Linked DNA regions of Mus musculus: regions 2, 3, 4 and 5 are each linked to region 1. Evidence: chromatin loops called from intact Hi-C (ENCODE). Cell type or tissue: heart. All regions are shown on one strand. Region 1 holds the start of Zfp426 (zinc finger protein 426). Region 2 has its middle 20 kb from the start of Gm51704. Region 3 holds the start of Zfp846 (zinc finger protein 846). Region 4 has its middle 24 kb from the start of Zfp266. Region 5 holds the start of Fbxl12 (F-box and leucine-rich repeat protein 12).

Evidence for each region. Peaks named below come from ENCODE experiments on the same cell type or tissue, not always from the same donor. Only the 100,000 strongest peaks of a DNase experiment are listed, where the experiment ranks them.
Region 2: it touches region 1 in a loop (1.9-fold over the local background); 2 of 42 quality-filtered maps call a loop at or near these places.
Region 3: it touches region 1 in a loop (3-fold over the local background); 4 of 42 quality-filtered maps call a loop at or near these places.
Region 4: it touches region 1 in a loop (3-fold over the local background); 5 of 42 quality-filtered maps call a loop at or near these places.
Region 5: it touches region 1 in a loop (2.1-fold over the local background); 7 of 42 quality-filtered maps call a loop at or near these places.

What each region holds. Positions count from the first base shown.
Region 1 is chr9:20,491,122-20,496,121 of GRCm38, reverse strand. Zfp426 (zinc finger protein 426) reads left to right here and starts at 3,376. Exons shown (of 9, transcript NM_001110309.1): 1 at 3,376-3,424; 2 at 3,671-3,736. It overlaps Zfp266 (zinc finger protein 266), which reads left to right. Exons shown (of 9, transcript NM_001082485.1): 9 at 1-1,054. In heart, CTCF peaks have their summits at 2,590 (motif pointing right) and 3,697; a DNase peak (open chromatin) is centred at 3,371; H3K4me3 peaks cover 2,354 bases; H3K27ac peaks cover 1,642 bases.
Region 2 is chr9:20,607,257-20,612,256 of GRCm38, reverse strand. It overlaps the pseudogene Fbxl12os. Among named protein-coding and RNA genes, the nearest start is that of Gm51704, 20 kb to the right of the region's middle. In heart, a CTCF peak has its summit at 1,981 (motif pointing right); a DNase peak (open chromatin) is centred at 4,756; H3K4me3 peaks cover 1,134 bases; H3K27ac peaks cover 1,053 bases.
Region 3 is chr9:20,578,640-20,583,639 of GRCm38, reverse strand. It overlaps Zfp846 (zinc finger protein 846), which reads right to left and starts at 2,312. Exons shown (of 6, transcript NM_172919.2): 1 at 1,962-2,312. Gm51704 (a long non-coding RNA gene) reads left to right here. Exons shown (of 2, transcript XR_003948290.1): 2 at 1-3,290. In heart, a CTCF peak has its summit at 2,111; a DNase peak (open chromatin) is centred at 2,239; H3K4me3 peaks cover 1,677 bases; H3K27ac peaks cover 1,155 bases; H3K27me3 peaks cover 1,433 bases.
Region 4 is chr9:20,542,788-20,547,787 of GRCm38, reverse strand. No RefSeq gene overlaps it. Among named protein-coding and RNA genes, the nearest start is that of Zfp266, 24 kb to the right of the region's middle. In heart, CTCF peaks have their summits at 2,326 (motif pointing right) and 3,059; a DNase peak (open chromatin) is centred at 3,157; H3K4me3 peaks cover 2,036 bases; H3K27ac peaks cover 1,865 bases; H3K27me3 peaks cover 332 bases.
Region 5 is chr9:20,640,519-20,645,518 of GRCm38, reverse strand. Fbxl12 (F-box and leucine-rich repeat protein 12) reads left to right here and starts at 2,713. Exons shown (of 3, transcript NM_013911.3): 1 at 2,713-3,315; 2 at 3,423-3,495. The coding sequence starts at 3,230. Ubl5 (ubiquitin-like 5) reads right to left here and starts at 2,183. Exons shown (of 5, transcript NM_025401.4): 1 at 626-2,183; 2 at 260-326; 3 at 30-113. The coding sequence starts at 315. In heart, a CTCF peak has its summit at 2,201; DNase peaks (open chromatin) are centred at 628, 2,238, 2,848 and 3,288; H3K4me3 peaks cover 4,375 bases; H3K27ac peaks cover 4,184 bases.

The DNA of each region.
Region 1 (5,000 bases):
CCACCAAAACAGCCAGATGTAAAACGAACTGACTGGTTTTAGCTGTAGATTAGAACAGTGTCATACACTGCAGTGAATGTATTCCTCTCCTGTCCTAATTCTAAACCTGTTCAGGTATCCTGATTTAGAATAATTGACACTGTTTTAGGTACCCGTTTTCTATTACCTTAAACTATTCAGTATCTTTTATGTTTATAGGACACCTAAGATTTACAGTATCATTTAAATTTTTTGAGTATATTTTTCTAGGCATGCTTTCATTTTCACATATGAAATTTATTTTTTCTTGTATTCCTGATGTTTCATGGTTGCATAATTAACTAACTTTGGGTCTGCCTTGTATTTCAATCTGCAATAATTTCTCCTTGTATTTAAATTGAGTTAATCCTCAGTCAGTATTCTTTTGGAGAGTATTTGTCTCAAACTACAGCATGTTGCCTCACACTGTAATCTTAGGGGTTGGGAAGCCAAGGCAGGAGGATCACAGATTTAAGGGGAGCCTGAGCCTGGGCTATTTTGTGAGACACTGTCTTAAGAAGACAAAAATAAAAAAATAAGACAAGACAAATGTGCCCAGGGAGGAGTTGGGGCCTGGTAAATAATCTGGGAGGGAAAAAAATTTTGTCTTGAAATACTTAACTTTCCAATATAGTTTTTATTTCATTGACTCTGGCAGGTATGTACATGGTTATATATTTTAATTTTCTTTTTGTATCCTTGGTTAAAAAAAATTTGGGGGGGAGGTGCTAGGATTCAAAGTGGGGGCTTTACACATGCTATAACCCAGGTGTAGATGTGTCTTTTATATATACTTTAGTTAGAGTTTTAAAACTCTGATTACTTGAAAATTCCTGATTAACAATTCTTTTAGACCATTATGTATAATGCAACTAGTAACAAAATTGGAATTTTAGCAACTTTTTTCTTCTGTATTTGTTGCATGTACCTTTTCTGTAATGTTTTCACTGAAAATTTTACCCAGTGCTTGAAATTTATGTACTCCATTTACTATTTAGTTGCTATTCTAAAACATTAAATCCAGTTTTAAAATAAAGTGTGTTAATGTTGTTTCTTTCTGAGTGGACTAGACAGTTTGCATACAGGTTGCCATCATTAATCTCCTGAGCATCACAAAGTCAGAGACCCAGAAGCAAGTGCACTACTACACTGACATTGAAGAAATTCAAAGTAGCAGAATTAATGTCATAGAGGATTTGCTAAGGAGACATTAAATCATACAAAGTAGGATTTAGCTGAAGGAGTGCTGTTCCTCAATACCCCAAAGTAGTGTGCTACTCAGGCCTATTAGAGATAAATCCATGGTGCTAGGATGTAAATGTCTGTTCACTAGGATTGAACAACCATTAGTCCAGTCCCCAAAGAACATATCTCTAACATGCAGCTCAAGGGCACAGATCACTTTCACAATGGATGTTGAGTCCTGGTGTGCCATAATGTTCTCAGTTTTTTTGTTTAAGATTTATTTATTATATGTAAGTACACTGTAGCTGTCTTCAGACACCCCAGAAGAGGGCGTCAGATCTCATTACGGATTGTTGTGAGCAACCGTGTGGTTGCTGGAATTTGAACTCAAGACCTTCGGAAGAGCAGTGTACTGGCTAGTTTTGTGTCAACTTGACACAGGCTGGAGTTATCACAGAGAAAGGAGCTTCAGTTGGGGAAATGCCTCCATGAGATCCACTTGTAAGGCATTTTCTCAATTAGTGATCAAGGGGGAAAGGCCCCTTGTGGGTGGTGCCATCTCTGGGCTGATAGTCTTGGGTTCTATAAGAAAGCAAGCTGAGCAAGCCAGTGGAAGCAAGCCAGTAAGAAACATCCCTCCATGGCCTCTGCATCAGCTCCTGCTTCCTGACCTGCTTGAGTTCCAGTCCAGTGTGGAATTGTAAGCTGAAACCCTTCCCTCCCCAACTTGCTTCTTGGTCATGATGTTTGTGCAGGAATAGAAACCCTGACACTAAGACAAGCAGTTAGTGCTCTTAACCGCTGAACCATCTCTCCAGCCCACACCCCAGTTCCTTTCTTTAAAAAAAATTTTTTTTTTTTTTTGCCAGCTGGGCAACATGACCCTGGGTCAGATCTATTTGAAAAGAACAACACTGGTGTACTTAAATAATCTTGGCAATATTTTTGTGTAAATAACCCATCTGACCAAGTGGCTAGACTTGTAGTCTCCTGTCTCTTAAATTGTTCAAAGTCTAATCAGGGGCTGGGACCTAGAGGTTTTAAGGATGAGTGTGTGTAAAATGCCTAACTCTAAGGTATATATAATTACATTTGAGGTCAACTCATATTTGGCCATGTGCTTTAGTAAAGAGCTTTTCCTTGAGCTCTAAGTGTGCAGTAAGAAAGTCTGCCTTTTCACTGAGAAGTCATACTGGCATATTGTTTCTGAAGCAACGCAAGCCCCTGGTTGAGCAAGTTCATGGCAGAGAGGGTAAATGGGTCTCTTGACAAACTGATCTTGCATCCTGTAATAGATCAGGGCCATAAATGCTTTTACTTTCGTCAGAAAGTGATTATAGCTTCATTTCTCTTTGACTCGCATTGACCAACAGATGTCAGCAGAATTCAGCCTAGTAACATTACAGTTTTCAGCCTCTCAACTGTTGCGTGGTTAAACTGGCTCTTCATTCATGTTATTAGGGACCATCAGTAACCAGGAGTGTCGAATCTGAGTGACTGGGCATTTTTCCTGTGACTTGAGATGACAAAAACCCGGATTTGAGCTTACTGTTTGCTTAGGGCATTCAATAGAACCGGGGACTTGGGAAAACAGTTGCTGGGAAAGATGCAGATACGCGGTTAAGACGAGTTCAAGACCCACCCAGTAACTACTTCAGGATTCTCAGTCAGAAACCCAGTTATTTCCATTGGGCTCCTGAGGCTGGTGGAATGGGCTTAGGTAGGGTAAATCTGTTGAAGCACCCTTTATGGTCGCAGCCTACGAAATACAATTTCAACATCTTGAGAGGTCTAGATGATTACGGAAGCGAGACTGCCTTCTGTTTCCTACTGGACTAGGGTGCACTAGAAAGCAAGGGTTCTAAGAATGCAGCGATGGCAGGCAAAAAAATTTCCTGAGCGGACGCTGGGTACCCACAAGAAACCCTGTGGTTAAAGGACTTACTGGTCCTGGCACCACCGTTGCCCGGCTCACAGCCTGGATTCTAATTCTGTCTTGTCCTGGAGACCAGCGTCGGCCTCCAGCTCCCGCGGTGAAGCCCTTACAGCCCCTCCGCCCTGACACTGCGGAGAAACTAGAAATCTGACAGGAATTCAACCGAGGTAGACTCCCGGGCCTGGCTCTGCAGCAGACCGAGCGCGAGCGGAAGTGACGTCATGCCCGCGCCCGTCTCTTCCGGCTCTTATCTGCACTGAAGAGTTGCGGAGTTGCCTGGCATTCGTGAGTTCTGCGGTACAAGGACTACCTGGAGGCGGAGGGGGAGATAGAGAACGAGAGTGCAGAGCTCTGCTCCGCTTGCCACGGCGCCTCCGGGCGCGGCCAAGCCTGAGTCCTCTCTGGCTGTCAGTCGCCAGGCTGGGGAAGTGCCCAGAGGGCGGGCCTGGCGATGGCTGCGGCTACGATGCTGCTCTTCAAAAGCCGCCCAAGCAAATTCTGTGCGAAAGGCTCTTTTATTTTTCTCCTCAGAAATGAAATTTTGCCGGAGTAGTTGGAGTGATCAGCGCCATACACCTTGCGATTTCAGCGCCTCTGGTGAGCACTCAGTGAAAGGTCGCTTTTGGAAAAAGCCGTATTCCCTTTTAAAAAAATATTAGAGACGAATGTCGGGGTGAGAACTTAATTCATATTGTTAGATTGTACTTTATTTAGTGAGTGCGTGTTTTATTTTGACCATTAGTTTCAGATACAGAGACAAATTTCTTAGTTACTTCGAATGTACGTCTTTCTTGAGAGAATATAAACATTGGTAGACCTCCAGCCCATTCATAAAAACCTAGCGGGCAAGCCTTTACTCACGGCACACAGGTGGCAAAAGGATTTCTGTGAGTTCTTGGCTAGTCTGGTGTACAAAATGAGTTCCAGGCCAACCAGTGCTACGTGGTGAAATACTGTATTTATTAAAAAACAAACAAGCAAAAACCTAACAAACAATAATAGTGAGCTTTTTTCCACCTCCAAAGTTCCTAGGCCTGTGTTTGTTTCCTCATCCCTTTATCTCTCTGTGCTAGTGGTCCATTCAGGGCCTTGTGCGTGATACACATACTTTTCTCTTCGTTCTTAGATCTGTTCATCACTAAACTGCTTGGAGCTCACAGAAGAAATGTGGAAAGCTAGATTATTAAAAATCATAGAATTAACTATTAAGAAGATTGATAAATTAGTGTTCTCTCCCCAACAATCCCCCCCCCCCCATTTCTCTTTTTAAAAAAAACTTAGACGTACTAGCATATTTGATGGTCCAGTATCTGTTATGCTGCAGTCACCTCTTGCAGCAGTCCGTGTCTACTCTTTCCCCAGCAAGATATATTGTATGGTGACTTGTTTGCTAAGATGTAAACTGAAAATAAAGGGCAACATGGTAGCACATAGCAGTGATCTCAGGAGTTGGAGCAATAGGAACATGATTTCTTTTCTTTTCTTTCTTTCTTTTTTTAGATTTATTTATTTTATATATGTGACCACACTGTCACTGTCTTCAGACACACCAGAAGAGGGCATCAGATCTCATTGTAGATGGTTGTGAGCCACCATGTGGTTGCTGGGATATGAACTCAGGACCTCTGGAAAAGCAGCCAGTGCTCTTAACCACTGAGCCATCTCTCCAGCCCCAGAACATGATTTCTATGCCAGGATAGTTACATAGTTTCAGGCCAGTCCAGTCTGCATAGTTATACCCCTATCTCCGAATAAACAATAATAGATACAACACTTGACTGTTAAATACTTGGTAATGTACCACCTAGATTAGGACATTGTCTTACTGAAAGCAAAATATTATTAGATTCAATCAAGAAAA
Region 2 (5,000 bases), 120 kb before region 1:
GTTCAGAATTCCTTCCGAGATAAAGGACTGGCACCTGCTGAGGTCAGCTCGGTCTTTGAAAGTTTCATTATAGGACTGGAGATACGTCTTAGTAGCAAGAGTGTTTGCCTAGGTAAGTTCAAGGTTCAATCCCCAATACTGAGTAGAGACAACCTTTCTATATGGCTTGGTGTGGTGGCGCTCACCAACAACTCCAGTACCCGTAAGGTAAAGGCAGAAATATGTAGGGGCCAACCTGGCTGACACACTGAAGCCCTAAATCAAAGGAGACCTCTCCCCACTGTCTGTAAATCTTGCTCCAACCAAGAGATCAGATTGGGTTTGATGACTTCACATCCTACATATAAGGAAACAATGTATTCATGGAAGTGGTTCATTCTGTAGGGAAAAAAAAGGAACAATAAATTTAGGACCCCCTTCTCCCTTTGTGTATTTATGTGTACATAATGTGTATGTTGGTGTATGTGTGCATGTGGACATGCGTCAGGTGCCTTCCTTGATAACTCTCCACCTTTTATACTGAGGCAGGGTTTATTGCTGGACACGGAGCTCATCACTGCAGCCACTGCAGCCGTCTACTGCAGCCCAGCTCTTGTGTCTCTGTCCTCTGAGTGCTTGGGATTATAAGCAGCCACTACGCCTGCCCACTTTTCACCTGAGTTTTGAGGATCCAAACTACAATTTTCATGATGGTAGAGGCAAGTGCTTTATCACTGAGCCATTTCCCTACCTCTGGTGTGTTTTGCAAGACAAGGTCTCATCCTGGAACTTGGGATTCCTGATTAAGAATAGGTTGGCTAACCAGTGAACCCCTGAGATGCTCTCATTTCCACCTCTCAAGCATTGGGATTACAAGTGCATGCCAGCACATCAGCACATCCAGTTTTTTGGGTTTTTTTTTTTTTTTTTTTTTTGGTTATTGTTGTTTTTAAATCTGAGATGGTTTCACTGTGTATCTCTGGCTGTCCTAGAACTCACTATGTCAAACTCACAGAGCTTCTGACTATGCCTCCCAAGTGCTGAGATTAAAGGCCTCAATCACTATACTTTTCTGGTACCACAGTTTTTTGAGACACATTCACACTGTACCTGGAGCTCACTAATTCAGATAGACTGGCCAAGAGCCAAGGACACCCCCAGAAATCCTCCCATTTCCCCCACTCCACCGCAGGAGCTACAGGTGCAGTCCCTACACTTGACTTAAAATTGTACTGAGGGTCTGATCTCAGACCCTCACACTCACCTGGGAAGCAATTACCAGCTGAGCCCCAATCCCTTTTTTCCCCTCTAATTTCTTTATTAGATTTATTCTTTTTATGTGTGCTTTACCTATATGCATGTATGTATGCTCACCATGTGCATATGTGATGCCAGAGATCAGAAGAGGGTATAGGATGCCCCTGAACTGGAATTACAGATGATTGTGAACCACCATGTGCTAGGAATTGAACTAAGGTCCTCTGTAAAAGCAACAAGTGTTCTTAATCTCTAAGCTATTTCTCTAACCAACTAATGATGATGATGATGATAAATTTTTATTTTGTGTATGGTGTTTTGCTTGCAGGTATGTCTGTTTACCACATTCATGCAGTATACTTGGAGGTCAGAAGAAGGCATTGGATTCCCCTGGAACTGGAGTTACATGGGAATTGAGTTCAGATCTTCTGGAAGATCAGCTAGTGCTCTTACCTGTTGATCCATCTCTTTAGCTCCCTTCCCTGTTTGTTTGTTTGTTTTTTTTTTAAGATTTTTTTTTTCTGGGTGGTGATGGTGGTACTCAGCACTTGGGAGGCAGATGCAGGTGGATCTCTGAGTTCAAGGCCACCCTGGTCTACAGAGTGAATTTCAGGACAGCCAGAGCTTTGCAGAAAAGTCCTATCTTGAGAAACCAGAAAGAAATATATTTCACTTTTATTATTTATTTGTGTGTATGTATCTGTTTGTGTGTACACCTGTGTGCAAGTGCCACTAAAGGCCAGAAGAGGGCATCAGATCCCTAGGAACTAGAGTTGCAGGTGGTTGTGAGCTGCCCAGTGTGGGTGCTGGGAACTAAAAGAGCATCAAGCGTTCTTAAGCAATGAGTCATTAATCTAGCTTCTGTATATGTGGGTTTTTTCTTGTTCTTCGAGACAGCATTTCACATTAGGTAATCCAGGCTAACCAGCCCTGCTGTCTGAGCTTCCAAAGTGCCAGGAAGAAGGGTGTGTGTCACTGCTCCTAGCACCGAGGAGCTGTGCTTTCTAAAGAACGTACAGGAAATGCTTCAAAGGGACTAGGCATGTAGGTCACGTTTTTCTAAACATCTAGATGTTTATCTCTGAACCCTAAAACCCAAATTAAGGCTCATGCACATACTAACAAAACCCACTCTGAATCAAACAGAAAATAAAGTGAAACAAAGATACTTGTTCTTTTATGAGAAAATCGACACCAGTATCTTAGAGTACTGTGTATCATCTTCATCACAATGGCGTGTTAAAATTTAGAGGCTAGGTGCTGGATGCGGTGATATAAACCTTTAATCCCGCCAGAAGGTGACAGCAAGTGGCTCTCTCTGAACTCACAGCCAGCTTTGTCTATACAGAGAGTTTCAATTTCACTCAGAGCTACAGAGTGAGACCTTCATCTCAAAAGAAAATTAGAAAGCTTAGCTGCTAGGGCTTAGGGATGTAGCACAGTAGTCCAACACTTGCCTAGCATGTGTAAGGCCTAGGTGTAGCACTCAGATCTGCAAAAACAAACAAAAAATATGATAGATATTCAGTAAATCAAAGGAGGAAATGGATAATTTGCATTCCTAACAGGGTGATGGCACTGATAGTGGACCACATTTTGACAACCAGGATACTATATTAAAACTTACAGGGAGGCTAAGGCGATAGCTCAGTGGATTGCTGTGCAAGTTCGATGACCTGAGTTCAGTTCCTGGAATCCACAGTTGCAGGAGAGAATGGACATGCATACACTGTAGCACATGTATGTCCATGATCACACACATGCATCTGCATACATGTAATTATAAAAAGTAAGAAAACCAACCAAACAAAAATATCTAATATGGGGAGAAGGCTTAATGGACAAAACATCTACTGCACAAGCATTAGAACTGGAGTTCAGGAGCTGGAGAGATGGCTCAGTGGTTAAGAGCACTGACTGCTCTTACAGAGGTCCTGAGTTCAAATCCCAGCAACAACATGGTGGCTCACAACCATCTGTGATGGGATACAATGCCCTCCTCTGGTGTGTCCGAAGACAGCTACAGTTTACTCATATACAATCAATCAATCAATCAATCTTTAAAAAACAAAACAAAATTGGAGTTTAAATCTTCAGACTCTATGTAAAGCCAGGCACAGTAATATTCACATACTCACAAATTATAGAAGTCACCTCATACCCACAATATTCATTTCTAAAGGTTAAGAAATTCACCATCAAGTGGAAACCAAAAACACTATACAGAAAATTCCAGAAATAATTTCTACGATTTATTTATTTTTTTTAAATGTATTTATTGTTCTTTGTGAGTTCAAGGCCAGACTCATCTGCATAGCAAGTTGCAGGCCAGCCAAGGCTACATAGTAAGCCTCCATCTCAAAAAGACCAAAAAACCCAAAAGAAGAAAACCAAAACAAACAATAAATGGGACCAATAAGATAGTTCAGCTCAGCTGATAAAACCAAGCCTGATGAGTTGAGCTTGACCCACTCATACACTCCCCATATGGTAAGAGAGAACCAATACTTGTAAGTTGTTCTCTGACCTCTACAAGTGTGTCATGTGTCTGCACATGTACACACAATCACACAAAAAATAAAATTATGATAAATATGTATAAATTACTGAGATCTGAAGTATGGCTAGTCAGGAATTAGTATGTAGGTATAGATATGATTCTTAAAATTTATTTTAAAAAGTGTATCGTTATTTTTTAAATTCATTTAAAAATTTTCTACTGTGTGTGTGTGTGTACCATTTGCGCAGGTATTTTCAGGGTTCAGAAGAGGTCCTTGGATACCAAGCAGAGATTTAGTTGGTTGTGAGCCTCCATGTGCATACTAGGAACTGACTTCGGGCCCTCTGGAAGAGCAGCAAGCTCTCTTACACATCAGCTATCTCTTCTGCCCTCTCATTACTTATTTTTATTGTCTATATTTATTAGTATTTTGCATGTAATGAGTTCAATTAAAATGTAGTAAAAATTAACAAAAACATTTGCCTAAAAATTGAAGAGGTCCTCTTGAATCACTTAAGCACATATATGTACATACAGCCAATATAAATAAAAATATACATAAAATATGTATCTATAGTTTTTTAATTTTGTTGCCAACGCTTGGAGGAGGAATCCAGGGCTCAGCAGAGGCAGAGTACACATCCCCACTCCTGAGCCTAATCTCTCCTCCCAGCGCTCACCCGTGCAGGTGGCAGGTGCCAGGTCCATGATGTGGAAGAACACTCGGCACACCCTTTAACGTGTATCCAACGGCGAAAATATCATTTCTTTGTGATTTAAAAAAATAAGAAGAAAGGAAAATGGTAAAGGTTTGGAGCCTTTGCAGACAAAACAATTGCTGACGTGCGGCAAAGACCGGACTTTTACGACAGTTTTACGACGCTCCCGACCTCGCTCTTCGCTCAGACTGGGCCAGGCGAGCTGCGACGCTGGCGAACCGGGCTCCCTGCGTCCTCCCACGACTCCGTCCACCTCAGGGCCTCTATGAAGAGGAATCGGTGCCACCCGTGCGGACCTCACAGCCGGAACCGTAAAGATTCGGAGTCGCTTGCTCGCGGAGACTGACAGCCAGAAAGCGGGCCACGCTGACGCTACTTCCTGTTTTGCTTCCTGGGCGTCAGGGCGGACCTCCATTTGTCAGGCTGCTCTGCGCCTCCCCTAAGAAGTCCGAGGCATTGTAGTTTAGTCATTCGCCATAGGTCAAGATCGCCTCCGTTAGGGAAGGCGAGGCCGAAGACCGCCTCAAGGAAACGGCCGTTAGGAC
Region 3 (5,000 bases), 88 kb before region 1:
GATTTAGGACTAAGTCTTTCTAAAGGTTCAATGATGGTATGTAAAGACACTCATTGAAGATCTCATTCAAGTTTCTGCCCGTTACGCCAACCAAAACGGGACATCACGCTGAACAGATATTTGAATTTTGAGTGCATCATTTTTAAGATTTGAATGTGCATTAACAAGTCTACACAGCCATCTCCAGGGCCATCGACTGCACTACAGTCAAGCGCAGGCCAGAAAGAGTTACAACTACAGTAGCAGGGAGCTCAGAAAGCAAGGGAGCCTGTCACAGAAACCCAGGAACCTGATCCACCTCCACAGCCACACCCACCATACATGTCTATACAGAAACAGTAAATAAAAAATTTAAACCATATAATACAAAGTTTTCAAGCACTTGGACTCACTCAGCAGATGCAAAGATATCCAAGAGCCAGGCAATGGCTTAGCCTTCTTGGTACTTTGTAGCAAACCGAAGCCTTTTGTGTTCTACCACTGGAGCGCCTCATAATGCCAATGAGTCCACAACCGCTGAGCTACACAGCCCACTCAAGGCACTATGCCCTCTTACTAAGATAACTATCCTGCTTCCGAGAAACAGCTGCCACTCATGACCAGAACATCACAGCATAACCATGGACAAAGTTACTAAGTAGAACTGAGTAATTCTAGACCCTGTGGCCCCGAAGCCTATGTTACTTATTATCAATCCTTACTGCAGCTTTCAAACCTCTCCTTTGGAGCTACTCTAAGTATGTGGGAGTAAGTGGGAAGGGGAACACACTAATTTTTAAATATAACGTTTGATTTCACTCAGAAATAGCAAAACATGACTTTCTTAAAGAACTTGAGACTCTTCAAAAGTTACCTATAGAACCAGGCATGATGCTAGACACCAGAAATTCCAACTCCTGGGAGGTAAAGGCTGGGGAATTAGGAGTTCAGAGTCAGCCTCAATTACATAGCAAGGTGTATGATAGCCTGGGCTACCTGAGACCCTACTTCAGAGAACAAACAGAGGCCATGGAGCCGGGCGTGGTGACGCACGCTTTTAATCCCAGCACTTGGGAGGCGGAGGCGGAGGCGGAGGCGGAGGCGGAGGCGGAGGCGGAGGCGGAGGCGGAGGCGGAGGCGGAGGCGGAGGCAGGCAGATTTCTGAGTTTGAGGCCAGCCTGGTCTACAAAGTGAGTTCCAGGACAGCCAGGGCTATACAGAGAAACACTGTCTCTAAAAAAACAAAAACAAAAAACAAACAAACAAAAAACAGAGGCCATGGAGATGAACCAGCGAGTAAAGGCCAAGCCAGAGAGCCTGATCTCCAGCGCCCAGATGGTGGAAAGTAAGACCAACCCATGGGAACTGATCTCTGAGCTGAGCCAGGGTAATTCCCACTTTTTTTTCTTTTTCTTTCTTTCTTTTTTCTTTTTCTTTTCTTTTTTTTTTTTTTTTTTTTTTTTTTAAACTCTATAGGGATGTACAGGCCTGGAAACTTCAAATAAAGAGAACAGGGTACTCCCATTCTCACCAGTAGAAAGCCATAATCACACAGTATCTGTACTTTATGTATAAAATGTTCAGGGCAAGGGTTAGTAGCTCACTGAATGAGCAGTTCTACTAGCAGTAAAGTCAAGAGGAGGAGAGGTGAAGAAAGAGAAAGGAAATGGAGAGAGTGAGGAAGGAAAGGCATGGAAAATGAAAAAAGGTTAAGATTAAGGAAATAAACATTTAGCAGGCGGTGGCAAAAGCCTTTAATGCCAGCAGAGGCAGGCGGATCTCCAGGAGTTTAGGTCAGCCTGGTCTACCTAGCGAGTTCTGGAAAAGCCAAATAATAAAGATTGACCTCCAAATAGAAATGTTTAGTCCTAGATACCTACGAATACTTTTTCTACCCGAATGTCATGTGGCAGAATTAATCAGACGATGCCAAAGACAAAGCCACACTCTGCAAGGAACAAATCACAGCCTGGGGCGCTCACCCGAGCTCCACAATCGCTGGGCTGTGCAGTGGAGGCGGCGGCTGCAGAGAGATGGCCCGTGGCGGGCTTCTGTGCTGGAAGAGGAATCTGGAAGGCGGCTTCTGCAGAGGGCGAGCGAGCAGATGGAAGCTTGGAGAGCATTCGCCAGAGGGAGGCGGGGTGCCCGTGAGACCCGCCCGTCCTAGGCTTCGGGCCTACGGGGACCGCCCCTCGGCGAGCTGCACACACAGCCACGCCTTAAACTGACCCTCCACGGCCGCCGTCACCCCCCATCCTTGCCTCGGCGACTTCCTAGACGTAAAGATGAACCGGAGGTGAAGACACTGAGAACTACAGGACGCAGCCATCACTAGAAAAGAGTCGGGCCTTTGCAGGCGTCACTTCCGCTTCCGTCCTGGCGTGAAGCCCGGGAGATTTGGGTCCCAGCCACCTTGGATAGAGATAAAATTCTAGGAGCTGGAGAAGGACCCAGGCTGGATTCCCAGTACCCACATGGCAGCACACAGTCGCCCACCAAGCCTGATCTAATTCTTATCTAATCTAATCCCCATCTCTTTTCTTTCCTTCTTCCCTCCCATTCTTCCCTTCCTCCCTCTCTCCCATTCTTCCCTCCTTTCCTCCCCTCTTCCTCCCTCCCCATTCTTGTTTTAGTCTTAGCCTAGGCTTGGTGCCGCTGTGCCTTTAGTCCCAGCATTCAGGAGGCAGAGGCAGGCAGATTTCTGCGTTCAAGGCTAGTCTGAAAATTGAGACTATGTCTCACACACACACACACACACACACACACACACACACACACACACACACACACAGAGAGAGAGAGAGAGAGAGACTGAGAGAGAGAGAGAGAGAGAGAGAGAGAGAGAGAGAGAGAGAGAGAATATTCTCGAGCCAAAATAAGTGACTTTGGCGCAGGAATACAGATTAGCACTTCAAGTTCCATATGCAAATATGCTGTTTCATGAGGTTATTGCAGTAACAAAGAAAATACTAAAGCATATGACATGTTCCCAGACCTTAACACAATTGACTTCATGGTAGAAAACTCAGCCACAAAACTCAGCATGTAGACAGAACCACTAGCCAAAATGAAAACAAAGACCTAATCCATCTAAGTCTGTAGTTCTGGGAAAGTCTTTAAATGTACAAACCTTGCTGTTTGGCTTCTGTAGTTCTCCTTCTGGCTATATGTTCTCGTTAACTGAAACATGTCGCCAGGATATGGTTTTTGTGTTTAAAAGCTCACCCTGAGAAAGGCTCAGTGCTGCACTGGGATCCGGAACATCCAGTGTAATAAAGACCTGGCTAATAAAGACTTTTTACTGGCTTAAACTCATGTCTGAGCAGTCTTTTCTGGTGGATACCACACTATAAGCACAACACTCCAGATGTGTTGGTAGAAACTCAAGTAGGTCTGTTGCAGAAAAAGAAAATCTCTGCTATAGGCATCAGATGCAATTGTAGCCTTTTGTTTAGCAGAGACTACTGCTGTATTATAGACCTAATAGTCACAAAGATGTTAGGTCACACACAGGGCAAGAAATGGCTCCAAGGGTACTCAAGACTGTTTTTTCAAAGGCCTTTGTCAAAGGCGTCTTTTGCAGCTATTGAGATGATCATGTGGTTTTTGTCTGTTAGTCCATTTATGTGACTTATTACCTTTATTGACGTGTTTTTTAGATCATCCCTGCATTTCAGGGATAAAGCCAATTTACTCAGATGTATACTCTTTTTAAAAATGTTTTTTAGAGTTTTTATTAGATTTATTCATTTTATTTTATATGTGTTTTGCCGGCATATATGTCTGTGCACCACGTGTATGCTTTGTGGACATGGAGGTCAGAGAGGGCATCAGATACCCTGGAACTGGACTTACAGATGGCTGTGAATCAGCATGTGCTGGGAATTGAACCTGGGTCCGCTACAAGAGCAGCAAATGCTCATAGTTGTTGAGCAATCTCTCTAGATCCTTTCGTAATCTTTTAAATGTATGTTTGTATTCTATTTGCAATAGAATTTTAAAGAGCATTTTTGGGATCTATGTTCTGTAGCTGAGTCTTTTTGTTGTTGTCTTTATCTGGTTTTGATATTAGAGTGATACTGGTTTCATAGAATAAGTTTGGGGGTGCTCCTCTCTCTCTCTCTCTCTCTCCTTCCCTCCCTCCGTCTTTCCTTCCCTCCCTCCTTTTTTCTTTTAACAATGTAAAAGTACTGGCTATAGCAGTCAAAAAATTCGACTGTGGATTTGAAAGATTGATAGAATTTGGCTATAAATCCATCTGTCCCTAGACTTTTATTTTTAAACTGGAAGACTTTTTATACCATTTCAACCAGGAGTTATAGCCTGATGATTTTGCTCCAAGGTTCATTCTGCACAAATTCTTAATCTGTCCCAAGGAGGGTTTTTGATTGGGTTTGGTGAGTCTGTTGAATTGCTGCTTCTTTTCGACTGGTGAGCTTCATTTTCCTGAAGGATATTTCAAACCCATCCTGATGTTGAGATTCCCATTGTTTCACACTGGGGGATCATATGCTGCTGAGGGATTCACTTCAGTTGATCTGAATCTGAAACAACACAAGCAAAACCCACCTCCCTCCCCATGGGCCTGAGTGCCTGCTAGGCCGCTCACTCAGTTGGGCACCACACCATACAGGAGCTTTCAGACTATCTTTAAATGAATCTCCTGTTTCTTTCCAATGCTTTTCAGCATAGGTTAGTTATGCTCATCCAAGATTTGAAGACTTGAAGTTTACAGAGACTTCATATATTGGTCACAAGGGAAAACTGGATAACCGTTCCCCCCTTTTGCCTCACCCTCCAATCTGCTCTGTGTAAATACATTATATTTGTATTTAACATGACTACAAACATAATTCTGGGTATATTAAAGACAATTGAATTATAAATAATAATCATTAACTTTTATGTTTTAATTGCCTTTGTTTTAATAGTTTATTACAAATGGGTAATTTTTTTCTTATTTTGTTTTTTGGTTTTTCAAGACAGGGTTTCTCTGTGTAGCCCTGGCTGTCCTGGAACTC
Region 4 (5,000 bases), 52 kb before region 1:
CAAAACTATGTTGAATTTATGAGGACGTGAAAGTCTCATCGACATCTTTTGCATAAACCTAGAATTATATGCATTTGGAAAGTGAACATGCACTGGTATTCTCAGTCCAAAGGCAAAAAAAAAAAAAAAAAAAAAAAAAATGCCTAGCTAGGAGAGATGGCTCAGCAGGCAAAAGGGACTTGCCATCAAGCCTGGTTATCTGACTTCAATCCCTAGAACCTCCACGGGGAAAGGAGAAACTAACTTATCCTTTGACCTCCATACAAGTGCTTTAGTACATGCATGTCTACACACACACACACTAAATAAATGTAGAAACAAAAATATCTGACAGGACCTGGTCACACAACCACTATACTCTGGCCTCAGCAGAAATAAAAGATATGTTTTTTTGTTGGGGTACTAGGGTTCTAACATGGGGTCCTGTACATACTAAGCATGCATTCTACATGTAAGCTATGTCCCCAGCCTGACGTGACCTTGACAATTGTTTTAGCCTCTGTGAGTCAAGAGAACCTCAGCATTCCTTCTGAATGAGACAATTTTTAGACAAGGACCAACAGTTTGTGTTGTAACATTGCAAGGTGTCCAGGATCTTACTCTACAGCCTGGGCTAGCTTAGAATTTACTATGTATCATGGGCTCGTCTTAAATTTGAAACAACCCTCCACAGCCTCAGGGCTAAGATTAAGGCCTGAGCCACCACATCTAGCTTGGTTTTGTTTATGCAGTGCTAAGGATGCAGCCTGAGGCCTCACACATGCTAGGCTAGCACTCAACTGGGTCCAGCCTGGACCCTAGGTTTTATAGGAACACCCTAGCTATTTTGGTGGGGTTTTCATAAGCAACGTGTTATGAACCAAGTGGTCCCCCACACAGCCTGCCTTCGGCAACTTTGTGCGAGCCATGTCATCACCAGCAGCCAAATGGAATACATGTCCTCCTTTAAAGGTCCCTGACATCACTGCCTGCTTTGTTTCTCACTCTGTTTTTGTCTCCCTCTTTTTCTTCCTCACTTAATTAGAGGCAACCTTTGTACACCACCCTCCATTAGTGAGATCTGTTGTGTGGTGTGATCTCTGCAACATTCCTTGGCCCCAATCCACCAAGGTATTCTTCCTTCCACAGCAAAGCCCTAACACAAAGTATAATTAGCAGATGAGTATGGAGGATCACTGGCTCAGGGTCTGTGAGATACTCTATGCCCTAGACATTCTGGTGTGTAGCCAGCAATTATAGTTTTAAGGCTCATGGTAAAAGGCTGAGAGGCATGAGAGCTGGGGATTTGGCCCAGTTAGTAGAGTACTTGGCTAGCATGCAGTAGGCCCTGGCTTCCATCCCATTGCATAAAACCAGACTGGTGATACATGCCTATAATCCCGGCATTCAGGAGGTCAAGGCAGGAAGATCATGAGTACAAGGTCATCCTTGGCTACACAGTTTGAAATCAGGTTGGAATACATGTGTCACTGTTTCAAAAGAGGGTGCTGTTTCTTCCATCAAGAGTATATAAATAGATATGAACCCCAAACTCCAGGAAGCATGGGACTACTGAAGCCATTACCATGATGGAGTCTCTGGAGGTGGTAATGGGAGGACATGTTGTGTATGATTCCCATGTGTGGAGATGAGAGAATCATTTGAAGCCGTTGATTCCATCCTCCCATCATGTCCTAGGAGTTTAACTCAGGCTGAGCTGTCCCAGCAGCCCCGCACACGTAGGACTTTAGTGTTCAACACTTTAAAAGAGGATGCCATCGATGTATTATACTTGTCAAGATTCTGTCTGTAAGAAGACCAAGTTGAGGTAGTCACAGTGGTGTGGAAAAGGTATACTGTGGGCAACCTGCTGCTGAGAGGAAGTGGAGAGAGTCTACACTGAACATGCAAATCTTTAACAGAAGAATAATGGTGCCATGGTAATTATTGTGTGGGGTTTCACTTCACGAGAATATATACCTAGAAGTAGATTTGCTGGGTCATATGGTAAGTATACATTATGAACAGGGTTTTTTTGTGTGTGTGTGTAACAGTCCTGGCTGTCTTGAAACTATGTAGACCAGGGTGGCTTCAAACTCAGGATCTGCCTGCCTTGTGCCACCATCGCTGGGCGACTGTACCCCTTCTCATGCTGTGAGCCGGTCTTTCTTACCTTAAGTTGGTTCTTTCACTTTGTCAGAGCAAGGAGAAAATAACGAATATACCCAATATTTTGTAATCAGTGTGAATAACAAATCCTTAAGTGCTTCCCTCTCTTGCTGTTATGTTCAAACAACAAACTGGCCATTATCCATTTAAAATTACTTCTCTCCATTGATTCTTACCCCAAGGTGGCAGTATTATGCTGGTTTGATGGTCATTGTTTCCCTACTACTGAATGTGGACTGACTGCCCTCAGAATCACAATGCAGCAGGTATGGTGACGTTCGCCTTTAATATCAGCACTGGTTAAGGCTGAGAGAGGAGGATCATGAGCCTGGGCTACCAAGGATTCGGTTTAAAAAAAAAAAAAAAAAAAGAAAAAGAAGGGTTGCCCGACTCTCTGAAATTATCTTTCTACCCAGCGCTTGCCTAAAATCGGATCGCCAGACACCTGCAGCCACTTAAGAAGGGCCTCAACTAAACGTATGCTGTCAGGTTAATTTTTTTTCTTCTGGAAAAAAAAATCAGAAAGTTCTCTAGGGGATTTTGAAGAGGGGACGAGACAAACGAAGACAGACCAGAGCCAGGCATGGAGGCTACGCCTAGTAATCCCAGAACATCAGGGTTACTGCGCCAGGAGGATAGAAGTTCGAGACCACCCTTGCCTACATTGTGAGCTGTTGTCTCAAAATGTTTACAAAAGAAAAATACCGCAAAAGCCACCCCGGGGACGCTGTGTCCCGACAGGATACTTCCTGCCGACCCAGGAGCGCTGGCTTCTCCGGCTCCTCCTCCAGGCAAACCCTCCAAGCCACTAAAACCGCTCCAGCCACGAAAGACCAACTCAGGGCCTTCACCAATTTGTTCTTTGACAAAAGGGGATGGCGGCGGAAGAGAAGACTGCATTATGGTGTCACTTCCGGGGCAGCCTCAGGCGGGGCGCGAGAGCTCAGGCCCAGCGGCCGCCGGTACAAAGCGCTTCGCGACGAGGCTGCCAAGCACGCACCCGCCTAGAGCGCCGACTTTATTGTCTGGCTGGAACAGCGGGGGCGGGGCATCCTTCCTGGGGGCGGGGCATCCCTCCTGGGGGAGGGGCCTCTATCTCAGGGTTGGGACCTCGTACTCTGGGGCTGGGCTACCTATTCTTGGGGTCGAGCCGCTACCCAGGCTGCGGGACCAAGGTTCTCAGCTCAAGAGTGGGGTCGCTACTACTCGCACAGAGGCCGGGTCTGGGAACCCAACAGCCGGGGTTGAGTACCAGAATCCTACTCTGGAGCGGGTCTTCGACCCAGAGGGGAGCCCACACGTCCAAGTTCGGTCTGGAGGTGGGGCCCGGGTCGAGTGCGTGGTGTGCACAGCGGGATAGACCTGAAGAACAGGGTTTCACGTAGGGACTTGCCCCACCTGATGCTCAGAAAAGCCTGCGAGTCTGCCGTCTAGCTTTTCACTAAAGCAGTCCAACCTACGCAGACTGGTCAGGAGTCACGTAATGAGAATTGTGCTAAATGCACAGGGGCGCAGAAACTGAGATCAGACTGGCAAGCAGAACAGGACTGGCCTCTGCTGTAATCCTAGTATCCAGGGTGTGGCTCTTTTGTTGAGCCTCTGTGTACCACGTTTGAAGTCCTGGATTCTAACCACAGCACAGCAAGTGAGAACAAACAAAACAATAATACAACAACACAACTTTAAAAGCTCTGGGACTTCCTGTGATGGAGGAGGGGTGCCACTAAGAAATCTATTCCTTGCTTGCTGTATCCTTTTCCTTTTCTTCCTCCTCTTCCTCTCCTCCTGTTCCTACTCCTCCCCCTCTCCTTTTTTAAAGTTGGCGATGTGGATCAAACCCAGGGCCACCTTGGACCTGAGCGCCTGAGATCGATCCTTAGAAACTATGTAAAACCAAAAGCCCGGTGCACATTTGTAACCCCAATGCTGGGATAGAGAGGAAAGATCAGTCCCGGGGACTTACTGGCCAGCCACCCTAGCCAACTTGCTGAATTCCAGGGCAGGGAGAATTGTAAACACACCTCAACCGGTTGCAGTGTATGGTTTGTTTGTTTTGTTTTGTTTTTTGTTTTAACTCCTCTGGGGCTGGGCTCTGTTTGTTGCACAGTGGGAGTCTGAAATTGTAGTCCAGGCCCCCAGCTTTTTGGTTTTCTTGAGTGTAGGCATTTGGAGTCGGGAGCGTTGCAGGTATGGCTTGGGCAGAATCCCTTTCAAATTTATTTTTGAGACAGGATCTCTTTCTTAAATTTCTATTACAAATTCATTTAACGTATGCGGTGTGTGTGTATGTGTGTGTGTAAGGACATCTTGCAGGAATCAATTTGACCATATAGGCTCCAGGAACAGAACTCAGGTCCAACGGCTGGCAGCAGAGACATCTTGTGGGTGTTTTGTTTTTTTGAACTAATTTTGAAAAACAAAATTTTCAGTAATTTGAGCATGTGTATAGTCTAAAGAATAAAATTCAAGATCATCAATGAGGAATGGGAGCTGAGTATGGGAGATACATGCCTGTAATGTTAGCGCTCTGGAGGCAGAGGTGGCAGATTCAGGAGTTCAAGGCCATCCTCTACTACATAGCAGTTTGAGACCAAACTGGGCTTCATGAGACCCTGTGTCAGAGAGAGAGGGAGAGAGAGGTTCTTGTGGAAAAAGTCCAAATTTTCTTCCGCAGAAAAATAGGAAAAATTAAATTATGCTATCCTTGCTGAATGAAATAGCTTTGAAAGCAGTAGCGTGCAGATTGTGTACAAAGTTAGTTTAAAAATCCTGTCGGTTGAGCTGAGGTGTGGTCCAGGCTCAGAGCAAACTAAAGTCACTTGTTGGCTCGGGCACTTTCTCCCTTCCTTCTT
Region 5 (5,000 bases), 150 kb before region 1:
CCTTCTAGCCTAATACTGCACTTACTTACCACTTTTTAAGAACGATCTTGTTCCAGCGGGTGCCAGTTTGAGCAGCTATCAGTTTCTTCAAGTCGCCGATGGTGTCATCGGTGCTGGGCACGAAGGAGTTAAGGTAAATGAAAGGAAGAGGTAGACCGAGGAAGACGTAATCAGGCCTCCCCATAAGCGTCATTTAACTGAAACCATCCAACACCACCATCTGCCCCAGAGCCACTGCCAGTCACCCCTCGGTGGATACTTGCACTTAACGCGGACTTTCTTTCCGAGACGGTCGTTGCAAACCACCTCAATCATTGTGGCTGGAGCTACACCAGGTGGAGGGAGGGATGAAAAGCAACAGAGTCAGGCCTTTCGGGGTCGCCCAGGTTCCTAAAGCCCCTTCCTAGGTTGAGCTCTCTGGTCACAGTTCCCCTAACACCAGATGCAATCCCCTGCAGCCCCAGTCTACAGTTTCAATTGCCCGGACTACAGACAGTCGCGACTCCGCCCCTTAACTGCGGCAGTCCGGGCCCCAGACTCACCCGGCTTTGCCTCCCGCAACCCCTAGGTTCCCAAGTCTTGGCAGCTTCCCGTGATCTCGGGCCTCTCATTTTAGCCTTCTCACCTCCAATATCCTCGAACCTATCGACGACACAACTCGTAGCTCGAGCGAGGAACCCCGGCCGGAGTTAAGCCTGCAAACAGGAAGCGGAAGTGATATAACGGAACCACCGGCCCTTAGGTGCTTCCGGGTTCCGGGCTAGGATTTGCGATTCTGTTGCGCAGTGTGGATGAGCTGGGACTTGCTAAGAATGGATTTACAGCGGACGTTGGAACTGGTGTTGGAGATTCCTTCATCATGGAAGAAACCTAAAGGATCTCAGCGGCGGGGTGCTCGACTACTCCCAAGCCAGACAATCCTCCTACCGCGGAATCCCGGCTGCAGGTGTGCCGAAATGGAGTCATGCAGGGCCTGTGGCTTTCTGCTTTCATTCAAAGCTCAGCCTCAAACCCTGTGCTTGCTTCCCCGCCCCTGGTCGTAGTGACCGTTTCAGAGACTCCAGGGGTGCAGGCTGCAGTTGATGAAAACTAAGTCGGATCCTGGTTGAGAGGCCATGCATGTTGCGTACCACTCCGCGTGTCCGTGTCCTGCCTGCGAAGATGTTGGAAATAGCATACGGGGAAAGAGCTTTTGCTTTGATTCTTTAATCTTGTTCCAGATTAAAGAATCGCGAGAGCTGGTGGGAGAGGAATCCCTTCTTAAATTCAACCAGTTTTGCCTCTATTGAGCGATTTCTTCTTAGCAGACAGGATTCTTAGCAAGGTAAGCATATATTGACTCAAGAAAAAGAAAAGTCTTACCCAGCGCCTTGTGCTTACCTAATACGACTTATACAAAATTTAATCCTTATGCGTAGGCAGCAAAAGGCATTATTCTTGCTTTCTATTGCGGCTGTGGCCACGCCTCCCTGGCTTGGCCGTCCTGCTGGCCCCTCACTCCCATCCCAGTCACACCTTTCAGTTTCGAATGAAGTCCTGTTCTGTGTCTTTAGTGCTTAGATATGTTCCAGTCTCCCCAATGCCTCGTTTCCGTCCTGAAAAGACTTCTCAGGCTTTACCGGATTCGTTTCCGTCTCGAAAAAAAACTTCTCAGGCTTTAAGTCTCTTGGCATACATACAAGAAAAGTGGTGGGGTTTGTTTTTCTTGTTTTGTTTTGGTATTTGTTTTAGTGTTGGAGGTCGAACCTAGGGCCTGCTAAGCATGCTTACCAGCCAAAGGCTCTCCCACTGAGCTGCACACCCAGTTCCTGGTTTAGCTCTTGTTTCTGTCTCCAGCGATGCTTTTAGGGCCCCCGTCGCTGCTCTTATCCATTCTTCCAGTCATAAGTCTCCCAGCCTGTCCCTTTGTCGCCCAGCCATTCCAAACTTGATTCCATCCCCTATATCGGACCTTGTTCCGCCTAAGCTAGGTTTTACAAGTTTAGTCTTCAGGCGCAATTAGGATCCCTAGTCCTTGAGCCCCTTCCCACACAAGTCATGGTTTCTGGGTTTGTTGCTCTGTTAACTTTTCCCTGCTCAAGTCATGCCTCCTGGGTATACATACGGTCTGGTCGCAGGCTGATCTCTGCCTTGGCAGTAACCCTAAGCCTTTTCCAGCACAAGCCAAACCTCCGCACGCCACTAGTCGCTTAGCTCTAGACGCGCCCCTTGTCTCTTCCTACTGAAGCCACGCCTTCCCATTGTTGTGGACGGCCTCCAATCAGCTCCTCTGCCGCTGGCCACACCCTTCCACTCGGCGGCGCTTTTTCAAATGCTAGTACTTTGGCCTTGTTTGCAACGCCTGCTGCCCTTCGTCTCTGTCTTTTATCCTCTCTCCCAGAGTCCCACTTTGGGAGTTTGCTGCTTTTCCTCTGACTGGCCTCCAGGCCCCCGGGCCCCCGGGCCCCCGGGCCTCCTGGCCCCTGGGCCCCTTGGCCACGCCTCAGGACCACTCCCCGCCCGTCGGAGCCACGCTTTCTAGGCGTGTTGCTTTCTTCATCCCAGCTTGCGTGGGGTCTACCTGCCTCTGCTCGCCACGTCTCCCGGCTATGACTACGCCCTGAGCCCCCTCCTCGCCAGAGTCACGCCTTCTGGGTTGTCTGCTGACCCCATTTGGGTTTGCTGCTTATACTTAGCTCCACCTCATGGCCACGCCCCCGAGGCATTCTTCACCTTCAGCCTTCTGGATTTGCTGTTAGCCTTCCTCTTGGCCCTGGCCACGCCTCGTGCCCCCTCCTCCACCAAGCCACATCCAGGTTTTCCTAGAGTCACGCCTTCTGGGTTGTCTGCGGACCCCTTTTGGGTTTGCTGCTTATACTTAGCTCCACCTTATGGCCACGCCCCCGAGGCACTCGTCACCTCCAGCCTTCTGGGTTTGCTGTTCGTCTTCCTCTTGGCCCTGGCCACGCCTCGTGCCCCCTCCTCTCCCAAGCCACATCCAGGTTTTCCTATTTCCAGTTCCATCCGCTAGCCAAGCCAGTCAGGCCTAGTCAGTCTCTAGTCTTGACCTCTAAACGGTCGTCAGCCCGCGCCTGTCCAGTCCCGGGGCCTCGGGCACTTTCCTAGAAAAGTAGGGATTCTCGGCGGGCCTCTGAAAGTCGCGCCGGTTTGGCCAGTCCGACCACCCCAGCGCTGTCCAGGGAACGCGGCCTCGCCGCCACCGGAAACGGAAGCGTGCGACAGCTGGACCATGGCGACTCTGTTTGACCTCCCAGACTTGGTGCTCTTGGAGATCTTCTCTTACCTCCCTGTCCGGGACCGGATCCGCATCTCCAGGTGCCGCCCCGCTCCTCGGGGGAAAGAGCCGGGCATGGGCTCGGCAGGAGATGCGGATCCGGTCCTAGCGGGCCGGGGTCGTTCTAACGGCCGGTCCACTCCTCCAGGGTCTGTCACCGCTGGAAGAGGCTAGTGGATGACCGGTGGCTATGGCGACACGTCGACCTGACGCTCTACACGGTATGCGGGACCCGGGAGCGGTGCGGGGAGAGCCACCCCCTGCCCTGGGACATGGGGGTGGGGGTTGCTTTATTTTGCTTTCTAGTGTTTGTTTGCTGTTTGTTTTATTTATTTATTTTTGATAGTTTCTTGAGGCTTTTATTTTTCTGGATTTTCGTTGGTGTTGCTTCTTGGGGGGCTGAGGGGGTTGTTTTGAGACAGGGCCTCTAGGCCAGGCTGACTTCAGCTTCCTATGAAGCCGAGGCTGAGCTTGATACCTACCTCGACCTTCTAAATATTGGGATTAGCAGCGTGGGCCCCATGTGTGGTTCCTGTGCTACTGGGAATGCAATTTAGGTTTCTTGAATGCTAGGAAGGAACACCTCTGAGTCACGTACTGGTTTCCAACTAACCACCCCCTGCAACAACCTCCTGAGTGCTGAAGTTACAGCTGTAGGAGAAGGCCCAGGAAGTGTTTGGGTTTTGTTTGTTTGTTTGTTTGTTTGTTTTCTCGAGGAAAAATTTCTCTGTAGCCCTGGCTGACCTGGAATTCTGCTTCTCCAGTGCTGGGACTAAGGGTATGCACCACCATACTCTGCTGGTTTGGTATTTAAGTGAGTTCGTGCTTGGAATTTTTCTGCCTGTCCTAGTGCCAGCCTTTACCTCCCCTTCAATGCTCAGACCTCAGTTTCTCATCTAAGATATGGGGATTAAAAATAATGCTTGTAGGCCAGGCAGTGGTGGCGCAGGCCTTTAATCCCATCCCTTGGGAGGCAGAGGCAGGCAGATTTCTGAGTTCGAGGCCAGCCTGGTCTACAGAGTGAGTTCCAGGACAGCCAGGGCTACACAGAGAAACCCTGTCTGGAAAAACAAAAAAAAGTACCTTCATGTTTCATGTCTGATGTATTGTAGAACTTAGCCAGTATGGCCAGTGTGTGTCTCCAGCATTTAATAAATGCAAGCTTATAGCTTTTCAGTTTTCTAGTTTTGTTGTTTTGGTTTTGAGGTGGGTCTCATGTATCCCAAAATTAGCTTCTAGCTGGCTGTGTAGCCAAGGATGGCAGAAGGTTCTGCTCCTTTTGGTCTTTTCCTCTTGAGTGCTGGGATCACAGGTATGTGCTATCACATAGTTGATGTGGTGCTGAGAACAAAATCCACGTTTGCGTTTGCCAGGCAAGTGCTTCATTAATACAGCCACACCCCCAACCTCTGTTTTTTGGTGTTTTGAGACAGCATCTGTCAATACAAAAATATAACTGTTACCTCAGAATGGAGACGAATTTACTCTGGAGCCAGATATGAGTGACCATGTACAGAGAATACAGTTAGGCTTTCTCAAATATGTGTTTAAATGTAACAGTTCCATGAAAAAATTTTACTACTACCACTACTACTACTACTACTGTTTAAATGTAACAGTTCCATGAAAAAATTTTACTACTACTACTACTTCTTCTCCTCTTCCTCCTCCTCCTCCTCTTCCTCCTCCTCCTCCTCCTCCTCCTCTTCCTCCTCCTCCTCCTCCT